2 separate regions of the Homo sapiens genome follow, and region 2 is linked to region 1. Evidence: read pairs that join two places in POLR2A ChIA-PET (ENCODE). Cell type or tissue: CD4-positive, alpha-beta T cell. All regions are shown on one strand. Region 1 overlaps QTGAL (queuosine-tRNA galactosyltransferase). Region 2 has its middle 7.7 kb from the start of METRNL.

The links. ChIA-PET counts read pairs that join two places held together with the same protein. Peaks named below come from ENCODE experiments on the same cell type or tissue, not always from the same donor. Only the 100,000 strongest peaks of a DNase experiment are listed, where the experiment ranks them.
Region 2: POLR2A ChIA-PET joins it to region 1 with 5 read pairs; 5 of 35 experiments call an interaction of 5 or more read pairs at or near these places.

What each region holds. Positions count from the first base shown.
Region 1 is chr17:82,984,731-82,988,730 of GRCh38, forward strand. All of the region lies in intron 6 of QTGAL (queuosine-tRNA galactosyltransferase), which reads right to left. Among named protein-coding and RNA genes, the nearest start is that of QTGAL, 65 kb to the right of the region's middle. RefSeq lists an enhancer at 1,383-1,677. In CD4-positive, alpha-beta T cell, no CTCF peak of the experiment used is centred here; a DNase peak (open chromatin) is centred at 1,511; H3K4me3 peaks cover 735 bases; H3K27ac peaks cover 429 bases.
Region 2 is chr17:83,069,927-83,073,926 of GRCh38, forward strand. No RefSeq gene overlaps it. Among named protein-coding and RNA genes, the nearest start is that of METRNL, 7.7 kb to the right of the region's middle. RefSeq lists an enhancer at 1-266. In CD4-positive, alpha-beta T cell, no CTCF peak of the experiment used is centred here; DNase peaks (open chromatin) are centred at 2,235 and 3,815.

The DNA.
Region 1 (4,000 bases):
TGTTCCTTTATGGGGGCCTGAGCTGGGACGGCGGGGAAGCAGGGATCCCCCCAGGAGACGTGCAGGGCAGCAGGGGTCCGCGTCACACCACTGTCTGCCTTCCCTTCTTGGTGAGTGCGGCCCACCCCGGGTAGCTAGAGCAGGAGCATGCATCTCAGCCCTGTCCACTTCCTTCAAGCTGCCAGGACCTCTGAGTCCCCTTCGTGGCCCTGCTGGGACCCCCTCCCTCGAGTTTCCAGAAGGGCCCAAGGCAACCTGGGAAGCCGGGTGGCGGTTCTGCCCATGCCTCCCCTTTGGGCCTCCCTGGAATCAGGAGATGCAGCCCCCTGGGGAAGGGACAGAAGGTACAAAGAGGGCCTGTCTCAGACAGGGGCGCTTTCAGGCAGGCACCACCCCAGGCCACTGGCATAGACAACTTTCACCTTTCGGTTTGTTTAGAATTAGCAGTGTTAATTTTACACAGCTCTGATTTAACGTTGTATGTGGTGACTATCCCATCAGGCATGTCAAACAGACACATCAAAAGTCAAATCAAAATATGCCACTTCCCACATCACAAATGTGACTCAGACAATGAACATAAAACTTGACTTGGTGGCTGAGTTACCTTATTAAAATAGTTGGAAGTGATTTCTGTTAATGTAACAGCTGAGAAATGGTTTAAATGAGATCTCTTCTTTGAACTTCACACGTTAATTCCCACTAACTTGCTAAAGGAAAATTCTATCTAAGAGGACCTACCTGATTTATTTGTTATGACTGGGTCTTCATGTTACCCCTCGATTCGGAACATGAATTTCTGGTTCAAACTGTGCCTCCTCCACTTCAATTACATCCTTGGTGTTTAGTGGCACCGTTTTCACGTGACTCCTGCTACCCAAGAATCAAAAGCAGCAGAAGCCCGTGCTCAGCAGGTCCTGAGGCTGCGGCGACCCCACGCCTCCCACTGCCCTAATACGCGGGACTGAATCTCCAAAGAGGAAAACCAAAATCAGGAGCCCAGGGTTGATCGGAGGCCAAAAGCTTCCACAATGAATATGGAATTTTTACTTCCCAGTTAAGAAGAAGAGAGGCCTTACGAGGTTTTCCATTTCCCTGCCCCGTGAGACAGCTGGCATTCTTTAAGAAAAGCATTAAAAATCATCGTGTATTCCAGGAAAGTGTGTGTCCCTGAAGAAGTGGCACATCCCAGAATCTCTGAACTCTGGTGATGGGAGGACCCAGGAGGGCTCCTCAGGAGGGTCCGGGCCTGTTCTCTGTGCACTCCAAGTGCTGAGTGCCTGGGATCAAAGCCCTCATGCTGTCTTCAGGAGCCCTGCTCAGAAACCTGACACCGGGCCAGGAGCTCAGGGCGAGGGACTCTGCACACCCTTTCAACGTGGGGGACCCTCTCCGCTTCCCAGCCAGGAAGCTGCACCAGACACTCACAAAGGTGACTTTGTGCCCGTGAACTCGGCTGCAGCCCACAGTTTGGGCTTGCTGCCGCCGGTGCAGACAGGAAATAGCTGCTCTGCGGCAGCCCGACCCCGTGGCCACAGAGCAGCCTCTGTTCCTTGGTAATCGTCAACATCTGGCAGGCACCTCCACGCCCCTCCGCCCCCACCATACGCTGCTGGCTGGAGGCTCCCGTGCAATGCCAGGTGTGTTGGGAGAGGACAGGCTATACCCACAAGCTGGGCTGGAAGTAAGGAAATCGCTTTAAAAGCAGGAAAACAAATTCGCTTCCCCACGCTTTAACCACTGGTACCTGTAAGAGGCCATCAATGGAATATTCATCTTCTCCAAATGTAAAAAGTAAATCTAAATGGAAGAAGGTCTTTTTCTTCCCCCGCTTTTCCGCGTGACACAGGATGTTATGGAATAGAACTTGAAAGCTGGTGAAGCAGATTTGATGCGGAAAGCAAAGCTCATCAAGGAACCCTGATCACTGTGAACTCACTTAATGGAATAGTTGATGCCGTCATCATAAACAGCACCAACGTTAGAAGCCAGTGATCCTTATACTAAGGTTTCAGTTTTACTGCAGATCAAAATTACATTTTCAAAATTCAGAAAGCATTTCATTACATGGTGCGATCACAAGAAATCCGTAATGTTGGGGCGTATTACTCCCACAACCTCGCTATTAGAGGTGGACGTCCTGGCACCCCTCATGGGGTGCAGAGCACCTTTCTCCTCTTGGACTGAGGTGTGCAGCTGGCTGCCCCCGCTCCTCCCTGTCCCACTAACCTGACCATACCCCCACGAGGCAGAGTGCCTTTCTCCTGCCCTGGAGTGGGGCTGACACAGTCTCGAACACCATAATCCAGGATGTTGAAATCCTGAAAGATCAAAATCCCTAAAGTCTAAAATCCCCCAAATCACAATCCTGAAAAATGTAGTTCTTGAAAAAATAATTTTAAAAATTCTTTACCCCATTTACCCTAATATAGTTATTACACTTTGCATGCCTTTATCAAAATATCTCATGTGCTCCATAATTATATACACCTACTATGTGTCCATAAAAATTTAAAAAATTCTTTATCTCAAATGTTAGCGAGAAAAAGGAAAAAATAAATAATGATTTGAAAGACATTTGCTTACAATTTTAAAAAGAAGACTTATTTGAGAAATGTACAAAAACATGACAGCATGCTTCATAGGCCACTTTACACAATAAAACAGACAATACTAACACACACATTTTTACAAGCATAAACACTCAAGTACACTAATGACAGTCACATGGGTATAACGGTTAATGAGCAGATGAACCGTATTCATAAAGAAATAGCTCCTGTCATCTGAAATATTCTGTTGGACAACCTAAGTCTTTGGACAAGATCCATCAAAAACCATGATGGTTGTATATGTGTGGTTTTATTTCTGAGATCTCTATTCTGTTCTGTTGGCCTATGTGTCTGTTTTTGTACCAGTACCATGCTGTTTTGGTTACTGTAGACTTGTAGTATAGTTTGAAGTCAGGGAGTGTGATGTCTCCAGCTTTGTTCTTTTTGCTTAGGACTGTCTTGGTTATACAGGCTCTTTTTCAGTTCTACATGAATTTTAAAGTAGTTTTTTCTAATTCTGTGAGGAATGTCAATGGTAATTTAATGGGAATAGCATTGAATCTATAAGTTACTTTGGGCAGTATGGCCATTTTCACGATATTGATTCTTCCTATCCATGAGCATGGAATATTTTTCCATTTGTTTGTGTCCTCTCTTATTTCCTTGAGCAGTGGTTTGTAGTTCTCCTTGAAGAGGTCCTTCACCTCCCTTGTTAGCTGTATTCCTAGGTATTTTATTCTCTTTGTAGCAATTGTGAATGGAAGTTCATTCATGATTTAGCTCTCTGCTTGTCTACTGTTGGTGTATAGGAATGCTTGTGATTTTTGCACATTGATTTTGTATCCTGAGACTTTGCTGAAGTTGCTTATCAGCTTAAGGAGCTTTTGGGCTAAGATGATGAAGTTTTCTAAATATAGGATCATGTTGTCTGCAAACAGAGCTTCGACAAACCTGACAAAAACAAGTAATGGGGAAAGGATTCCCTGTTTAATAAATGGTGCAGGGAAAACTGGCTAGCCATATGCAGAAAACTGAAACTGGAGCCCTTCTTTACACCTTATACAAAAATTAACTCAAGATGGATTAAAGACTTAAACGTAAAACCCAAAACTACAAAAACCCTACAAGAAACTCTAGGCAATACCATTCGGGACATAGGCATGGGAAAATATTACATGACAAAAACATCAAAAGCAATTACAACAAAAGCAAAATTGACAAATGGGACCTAATTAAACTAAAGAGCTTCTGCACAGCAAAAGAAACTACACCATCAGAGTGAACAGACAAGCTATGGAATGGGGGAAAATTTTTGCAATCTGTCCATCTGACAAAGGTCTAATATCTGGAATCTACAAGGAACTTAACTTTACAAGAAAAAACAAACAACCCATCAAAAAGTGGGCAAAGGACATGAACAGACACTTCTCAAAAGAAGACATTTAGGC
Region 2 (4,000 bases), 85 kb after region 1:
GAAGTGGACGGGGCCCATGTGGTGGGAGCCGCAGGATGTGAGAGGCAGACACCCAGTGCCGAGGTGAGCCACGTGGGATGCCTCCCGTGAGGACGCTCCAGCCCTGATCCTTCCGGGTCCCCACTGCTGCATGACAGCCTTTGCTGGTGCACAAGCTCACAGCCCCCGTGTGTGCAGGGCTGGGAGGGAGCGTGCTGGGCCCAAAGGTGGCCGGGACAGTCTGCCTCAGGGCTGTGGTCAGGGGCACGGGCTGGGACTGCCCCACTGCGGAGGCTTCTGGCGGACGGGGCGCGGGGAGTGGACGGGACAGGGACGGCTCCCCCCAGCCCAGCCGGTCAGCGCGGGCCTGACCTCCACTTTGAGCGGCGGCTTGGCCTCTGGCCTCTCAGGGTCCCTGCTGAGCTGTGCTGATGACTCCTCATTCGCAGGGGGGGAGGCTGTGGGGCCTTGGGGGCCTGAGACACCTAGAAAGGGTCAGGAGGGGACCACGGGGTGGGCAGGGCTGGGAGGTGGCCCAGCAAGCAGCCTGGGGACATTCAGATGCTGGTCACTCAGGGAGCTGGCAGCCGCTCTGCCTGCCCCTCACTGGACTTGAAAGCAGTGAGAACAGACGATGCCCAAAGACGCCCACAAAAGCGCTTCCTGTTGACATCAACACACTCTTAGGCCTTTCTCCTCCGCGCCCTCCAAGGCCGGCATCGCCCAGGCGACCACTGGACCACGAAAAATAAAGTCATGCCCCCCAGCCCCCACTCTGCCACTCATTATTTTCCTGTTGCCTTGTAGTGGACTCAGCTATGGTTTGTTTTTTGAAATTGAGTTTGAAATCCAGATCCTGCCCCACAGGCACTGGCGCCAGAGTCGCGGCTGCTGACCAGAGCTCTGCAGAGTTTTTGCTGGAAATTAGAGTCAAAATGGAACCACTGTGGGCCAAATCCCATGCAGGGCTCTACACACATGCACACATGCTCAGAGGCATGCACACATACACATGAGCACACACACACAATGCACACTCGAGCGCACACACGTGCACACAGGCATGCACACATACACATGAGCACGCACACGCTCACAATGCACACTCGAGCACACGCACACGTGCACACAGGCATGCACACATACACATGAGCGCACACACACAATGCACACTCGAGCACGCATGCACATACACACGTGCACACACGACGCCCAGGGAGTCTCAGGGAGCCTGTACCAGCCCTTGGACAGGGCCAGGAAGTCAAAGGGGAAATCCCTCTTTTCTTTTTTCTCTCAGAAACCCCGAACAACAGACTTTGTCAATAAGCATATTCACTTTTGTACTTAAAAAGTATGTTTTTAAACATTTTAATTAGCTCTCTAGACTCAAATAATCATCTTCTTCACCTTGTTTTCTCTGTGACACGCAAAAGGCTGGCAGGCAGGAGGCTTCTCAGAGTCAGGAGGGCTGGGGGGGAAGGTGCTGTCCACCAACATGTTCTGGACAGGACGCAGACACCAGGCGCCCCACGGCCCTTCATGCTCCGGAGGGTAGAACAGAGCCAGAGGGTGGTGAGGAAGGGGCAGATCCTGGTGGCTGCAGCCACTGCTGTGAGGGGACGGGGACAGGGCTGCTGAGGTCGAGGCAGGGAGTGGGGAGGCCGGAATGGGAGGCCCATGCTCCAAAGTACATAGGAAGCTGGAGCTTCCCTCCCACTGAGCTGGGCCATGAACCTGCCCACGACTCTGTGGGGTTGGCACCATGAAGTCGCTCTCAGATGGGGAGCTGGAGGGTTGATCGCCACCAAGTCACGCAGTTTAGCAGTGGGCACTCCTCGAGCCAACCTGCACCACCTCACTAAGCCCAGCATGGGCTCCCAGTGCCCCTCGGCCCACCTCCCTATCAGCCACGCCCTGGGCCTGGCCCCCTGAGAGGCCCCATGAGGCTGCAGTTGTTTTCTGGGTAAACTGTGTCCCCCCCCATCATTCATAACAATCTCTCTCTCTGTCTCCTTCCCTCTCTTCTTCCCTCCATCTTTCCTCCCTCCCTTCCTCCTTCCTTTTTTCTTTTTTTTCCTTTTTAAATAATTTGTTTTCTCATCATAATAGCAATACCTAGTCATTGTAGAAAAATTGGGGACGATTAAAATTCCACCGTGGAGTCGAGGGGAGACTTCCCCTGGCTCCTGTCACTGTTGCCACACTGCATATAAAGATCTGTGGTTTTGTTTCTTCAGTTCACGTGACCTCATCGCTTTACTCTCTCACTGGAGTCCCTTGTGAGCCTGGTGACAGCAGCCTCATGACCCCAAGCTCTTCCACGTGGGGTCAGGCTGCCCCCAGCCTCCTGCCCTGACTCCTGCTGGGTTGGGTCTCCTTGCACCCCCACACAGTGCACAGTGCCAGCTGCTCCTTTTCCTCACCCTTGCTTGAACAGTTGTGCACGCATGTAGGTCACCTCTTCCAGGCAGCCCTACAGGAGTGCACCCCACCAACACTGACAACCCCCCAGACAGTGCTTAAAGACTGAAACTGCCAGCTAGGATTTGGGGAGGGGTCCCTGCCTCTGTGGGTCCTGTCTGGCTCTGGCCCAGGCTGACAAGGAGGAGCATCTATGCGGGGAGCTGGTGCGGTGCGGGGCATGGTGGGGTGTGGGGGCTGGAGGGTGTGGGGCGGGGGCGGAGGGGGCTCAGTCATCTTTCATGAGCCTGAACTGAGGCCCAGGACGCACAGTCCACCATCCTGGGTCTGGACAGCGGGTCCCTCTGGGCCGTCTCACTTCCGCAAGCTTCAGCGGAGGCACAGCTCTGGCATTGGGGCTGCAGGGACCTCCTGGCACCACTGGGAGTAGAGTGGAGCCCCGGCACAGGCCTGGCCACCTCTCCAGGAGAAGGCACATGGGTCCTCAGGTCCCTGTTGGGACAGCTGGCGCCAAGGCTGGGCCCGCACGTTGCAGCAGGCAGGGTTGGGGTAGGGTGCTCAGCACCTGCCGTGTGGACGGGAGGGACCCCTCCACTCCCGAGGAGAAAGCCCACCAGCTGGCCTCGCTCCTGCCTGCCTGGAGGGGCTTCTGGAGGGAGTGTTTCCTCCGCCGAGTCCAGGCAGGCATGGCTGGAGGAAGAGCGTGAAGCCAGCATCCCTGGGTGACCCTGTGCACTCCAGCTTGGCTGGATTTGGGGAGGCACACCCAGGCCCTGCCCCACCCCCGCCTTCACTTGCTCGGGCCCCACCCCGCTGGGCCCCTATCTACTCGACACTGTGGGGGTCCAGTTCTCTCTCCAAGATCGGCCAAGTCCACGTGACCTGGCCCCCGGACGCTCCCTGCACGCCCAGCCCCACCGACACCCTTCCCCAAACCCTGGAGCCTGGGGACGCAGTGGGGTGTCTTGGCACACAGGTGACTCGGGAGACAGATCCCCTGACCCTGCCTGCCAGTGTGCCTGCCCACTGTCCGCTGAGCTGGGTGTCGCCTGCTTCTCCTCGTTCTGGGTGGGACCGTCTGTCCAAATGGCTGTCAAGGCCTTCTTCACTATCTCAGCGTGGGCAGAAAGGGACGGACATGTGAGACAGCTGCCCTGTGCCTCCAGCGCCCCCGCATCCCACGCACGCTCCACAGCCAGAGCTCTCAGCCCCTCCAGCTGGGGGCAGCTCTGGGCTACCCGGCCTCTTTTCAGGGGCAGGACAGCCGGGCTAATTACCTGCATGGGAGGGCCCCACTGGACAGGCTCCTGGTGAGGGTGTCTACCGCCACCCCCGCCTGCCTGGGCTGAGTCATCCAGGCGCAGCGTCGATGTGGGGAGGGCCTGTCCCTGGGGCTGTCCGTGGAGACTCGCCCTGTGGACTGGAGGAGGAGGCAGAACCCCGCCCGGCGGGGCAGGTCCTGGTGGTGACTGCGCCGACCACGGTCCCGCCCTTCCCCACGCGCTGGGCAGCTGCCCAGCCCGGTCCAGGTTAGGTGCCCCAGCATCTGGACGTCCACCCTCCCCGGGACACCCAGCCCAGTGGGGTATGGGAGGAGAGA